Linked DNA regions of Homo sapiens: region 1 is linked to region 2. The links are chromatin loops, found by intact Hi-C in ENCODE. Cell type or tissue: gastrocnemius medialis. All regions are shown on one strand.

The links. A loop is a pair of places that touch in the nucleus more often than their neighbours do. Peaks named below come from ENCODE experiments on the same cell type or tissue, not always from the same donor. Only the 100,000 strongest peaks of a DNase experiment are listed, where the experiment ranks them.
Region 1: a loop joins it to region 2, with 12 times the contacts of the local background. A loop is called at or near these places in 18 of 110 quality-filtered maps.

The regions. Positions count from the first base shown.
Region 1 is chr10:89,647,334-89,649,833 of GRCh38, reverse strand. It overlaps PANK1-AS1 (PANK1 antisense RNA 1), which reads right to left. Exons shown (of 5, transcript NR_184344.1): 2 at 836-911; 3 at 546-687. Among named protein-coding and RNA genes, the nearest start is that of PANK1, 3.3 kb to the right of the region's middle. In gastrocnemius medialis, no CTCF peak of the experiment used is centred here; a DNase peak (open chromatin) is centred at 1,533; H3K27ac peaks cover 2,500 bases.
Region 2 is chr10:89,590,516-89,593,015 of GRCh38, reverse strand. The region is part of intron 5 of PANK1 (pantothenate kinase 1); the gene reads left to right. It overlaps MIR107 (microRNA 107), which reads left to right and starts at 189; the gene lies at 189-269. In gastrocnemius medialis, a CTCF peak has its summit at 1,433; DNase peaks (open chromatin) are centred at 1,115 and 1,415; H3K27ac peaks cover 2,500 bases.

The DNA.
Region 1 (2,500 bases), 57 kb before region 2:
CTAAACCATCTTTATAGGTTAGGCAGATAAGAGAAGCCTGAATTCTGCTAAAGTGTAGACATAAATGATTACTAGTCATTATTCCAGAAGTCACAAGATTTACAACTTTCACAAATACTCCTGCAGATAACATTACTATTGTAGAACCTAAGATTGGCCTTTTGAGATGTCTTTTCAGGGTTTTGCATTTTTGACAACCAGTGGCTCCACGTGGACCTGCCAACCCATCCTGTGGCCCCTCCCAGAGGCAGACTCAGCACATATGCAGAAGGACCATTTTCCACACTCCTATGATTGCATCCCCAGCCAATCAGCAGCACTCCATTCCCTGGACTGCCAAACTATCCTTGAAAAACCACAGCCTCTGAATTTTCAGGGTGACTGATTTGAGTAATAAAACCCCAGTCTCCTGTTCAGCTGGCTCTGCATGAATTAACTCTTTCTCTTTTGCAATTCCCCTGTCTTGATAAATCGGCTGTATCTGGGCAGCAGGTAAAATGAGCCTGTTGGTTGGTTACATAAACTTTTCAGCCATTACTGCTCACCTTCTCCCTTCTCAGGCTGCTCTTCAGCCTTGTGGAACTCCTGGCAGTTTCCCAAAAATGCCAGGTTGTTTCAAATGCACCCACAGAGTCTTGGCTCCTTCAGTTCTGAGTAGATTCTTTTAAACCTTCCCTCCCTATTCACCTGAAGAAAGGCCAATATTATTCAAAATTCAGTTTAAGGGTCATTTCCTCCCTGAAACCTGTTTTAGCTTCCACCTCAGCACCACTCCCCCATAAACCCCCACCCCTGACTCTGTCATTGCTCACTCTCTGGGGTCTTCTGGAGTTACCTCCCGCAGCATAGATGGCATACTTTGCTTCCTTCATTGTTTCTCCAAGCCATGATGATCATCTGCATCAAATCCCCTGTTTTTGAAAAAGTTATTTTTTTAATTTTAAAAATATTTATTATCATCTTCGTTATCATCATCATCACCTACTGATGAATCAGTCTATGGGAACTGGACCCAGAATCTGTGCTTACAAAATATCCTGGGTTGCAAGTTACACTGCATGTTCATTTTTTGCAAAATACCTTGAGCTTTATAAGATATGCATACTTTTCTGTATGTATGTTAGTTTTAATACAAATTTAAAAAGGAAAAATTCCCTAGGTTATTCTTACATAACACTGATGCTGGAGAATCACTGACTTTTCTCTCTCTACTGAATTGTAAGCCCTTTGAGGGCAGTGAAGCCATCTATTTTGTCTTTGTATTCCCAGCATGCTTTAGTGCCTACAACATAGTACACACAATAAATGATTATTAAATAAATGAATAAGACCCAAGGGAGTGCACTGGTTTGTGGGTTCCCTTCTCCCTCACTCTCTTCCAAACATTTGTTGCATGCCCCTCCTGGAGGACATGACAGCTCACGCCTCAAAGTTACACCTCCTACACACACCCCTGAATAAACCTGTGAGATGCCACCTGGCTTCTTCCCTACCATACGCTGGGTGTAACTGATCCAAGCACCCAGCCTGACAAGGGTAGGAGAAAGGAAGCAGGTGGAGGACGTTCTGTCCCAGTACCAGTACTTTTGCCCTGCCTGGGTCTGAGCCACCTGGCTCAGGCCTTCCTCAGCAGGCCTGGGAATCCAGCTAGAAAAAATATGTCCTTGGAGATATTGCAATGCTAAAGCTTCTATTTGCATCTCTGATGTAATTTGCTTCCTAAGCCACTCAGCTCAATTATGTGGGAATTTGAAAATGATATATTTGAATATTTAGGAGTGGCTGGTGATTTTTAGCAAATTTACAGTAGAAAGTGAGGGGGACTCTGTGTGAAATATCATCTAAGTCAGGGGTGTCCAATCTTTTGGCTTCCATGAGCCACACTGGAAGAGGAAGAATTGTCTTGGGCCACACATAAAATACACTAACACTAATGATAGCTAATGAGCTAAAAAAAAAAAAGTCACAAAAATAAATCTCATGTTTATGAATTTGTGTTGGGCCGTATTCAAAGCCGTCCTGAGCCGCATGCAGGCTGTGGGCCACAGGCTAGACAAGCTTGATATAAGTCATTTATCCAGTCACAAATAATTACCAAGTGCCTCCTAGGGATAGAGTGATGAACAAGTCATCTGCCTTAAAGATGCTTACAGTGAAGTGGGGTAAGATGGGCAATCAAATAATAATAATGTCTTTTTCTAGCACTTACAATGTGCTGGACACTTTACATATGTTAACCTTAAATAATGAGATTTAGAGAACATGATTAAGTATGAAGTTTGAGTGCAAAGCTTGAGGATAGCCACCTGGAAACACTAACTCCAAATGAGTGGGATCAGTGCTCCAAAGTGGAGAAGTTAAGATTTCACTTATACTGGCAGAGATGGAGAAGTTCCAGCAGAATTACATTTTCCATACAAGACCAATGCATATGCCACAGCGATTTGATTGGTTGCAGACTGCTGCATTCCAAGGAAGATTATTACTCTGTGAGGAGAGG
Region 2 (2,500 bases):
TTTAAGAAGGCACTGGATGATAATGAATGATAAACCATTCACCTGTGGAAACAGGATACAATTACAACCCATGTCATAGTCTCTCTAACCATCATTATTGCCATGTGTCCACTGAAATGTGAGGAAAAGGTCTGAGCATCCTTGCACATAACTGCAGGTAAAATGCTCGACTTGCAATATTCGATATTCTCTCTGCTTTCAGCTTCTTTACAGTGTTGCCTTGTGGCATGGAGTTCAAGCAGCATTGTACAGGGCTATCAAAGCACAGAGAGCTTGCTACAGCCAAGGCCAGCCAGAGTCCCAGGCACAAAAAGGGGTGGAGCTGGTGACATACAAAGTTGTATTAACATGTTTTGAAGCATTGCAAGATTCGTTTGGAAAAAATTGAACCTTTTCTGAAATACAAGGTGTATAAAGTAGAACTCTTCACACTGAGGTATATTAGAAAGACAGGAAAGAGGAGTTGAGGCATGGAACAGGTCATAGGAGAGTATTAAAGAACCACAGTAGATCTGTAATGGAGTTTTTATAAATACAGCTTTTAATAGAGGTGACATACATACAGAAGAAGGCTCAAATTATAAGCTTACAGTTTAATTTACACACACAAGCAACCCTGTATAGCCATCACCCAGATCAAGAAATAGAACATTATAGGTACTCAGAAAGCCCCTTGAGCCCCCTCTCAGTTGAATAGTTGAATGTTAGTGTATGAGGCAGTCTTTATGATACATGGGTGTTAGCCCTGCCTTTGAGTTCTGGGTTGACAAAAAACATACTCTCCTTGCATAACACTGAACAGAGTATGTTACTGGCCTGCAGATCAGCGATATACCTTTTTGGAAGCCCTCAGTTCAGACGGAGTTTAAATGGGAGGCTGATACTCAGAGAAAAGAGCATTCCAGAGATGTTTTTTCAAAGTCCACTTGAGTCATGGGACTCAATGTAACAGAGTTTATTTCTTGACATTAACCTTTAAAGGGAATTTTTCCAAGTAATGAAACAAGCCCCAAGACCAATATGTGTGTAGTTGGCTGTACTCATGGGCTCTCAAAGGTCAGCTGGTAACAACCCTTGCCCCACAGAGCAATAGATGCCCTTTCCCCTACTTTCCGCAGAGCTGGCTTCTTGTGCTTTTTGCTGGAGTGAGCCAGCAGGTCAGCAGGTCTTTTCACAGGCATCAGAATCCCTTTGGGAGAGAGCAACTGACTTTACTTTTCACTTTTGATTTCAATTTCAATATTGTTGATTGGTGGAGTAGAGCGAGTGCCAATTTGAAAATGTAGCCATGTTATACACTGGTTTGAGCAACTATTTTATATGTTTCTGTGGGGCTGAATGAGTGAAGGGAATCACCAGTCGCCTTGGGGCCAAGGCTCTACCAGAGGGTGTCCAGTCAGTGCAGACTCCCAGTGGCCGCACCAGTGACTGGCAGTGTTGCATTTCCCATGAGAGCAGCCACCAAGTCCCTCAGTCCTTGCTTTGCTCTCTGGAGTCACTGATTTGAGAACCTTTGATTGCAGCCATTTCATTGAGGGACACCACGTTTACCAAATCTAAAACATTTTTGCTGTGATTCTTGAGATGCTGTGAAATGCTTCCCCATCAGTTATAAATTTTCTGATTCAAATTTTTGGATAGATAATACAAACACATAATACAGACTTCTAAGACATTAGAAGGATACACAAGGAAGTGAGTCACCATTTCCACTTCTGTCTCTCAGTGTTAACCTCAGTAGAGGCTGCCATTTTTTTTAGGGTTTTTTTGTTTGTTTTTATTGTACGTATTACAATATATCTTTGTTTATATTGTATGTAATGTAGGATACATTTATCTTTCCAAAGGTAGCAAACTCTATATAGCATTCTTTTTACAAAATAATAGCTTTATTGAAATATAATTATATGCTATACAATTCACCCTCCATATACTATTCTATATCTTGCTTTATCAGCTTTTTATTAAGAAAATTCATAAACATATGTAAAGGAGAGAGAACAGTATAAAGAACCTCCATTAATCCATCAGTGCAGATTCTGCAATCATTAAGGCTTCACAACACATGCTTTCTCTATATTTTCTTCTTCCTCCTCCCTCTGGTCCTCTCTCCTTCTTCCCTCTTTTTTGCTAAAATACTAGAAAACAAATCCCAGATATTATATCAATCTACCCTATATATTTTAATAAGCATCTCTAAAAATACTGCCTTTTGCTTTTTGACGTAATAACGCATCTTGAAATTGATCATATCAGTATATTTTAAATTGCTTCATTTTTAATGGCCATATAGCATTTTAACATATAGATATGCTGTTATTGATTTGTTCAATTTCCTAATGATATTTAGGTTTTTCCAGTCTTTTACTATTATTTAAAAATTCAGTGTATTTGTATACGGTATACACACATATATGTACACACATGTATATTATTTTGCCTACATGTGAGTATATCAATAGGATAAATTCCTAGAAGGGAACTTGCTGAGTCATCGGAT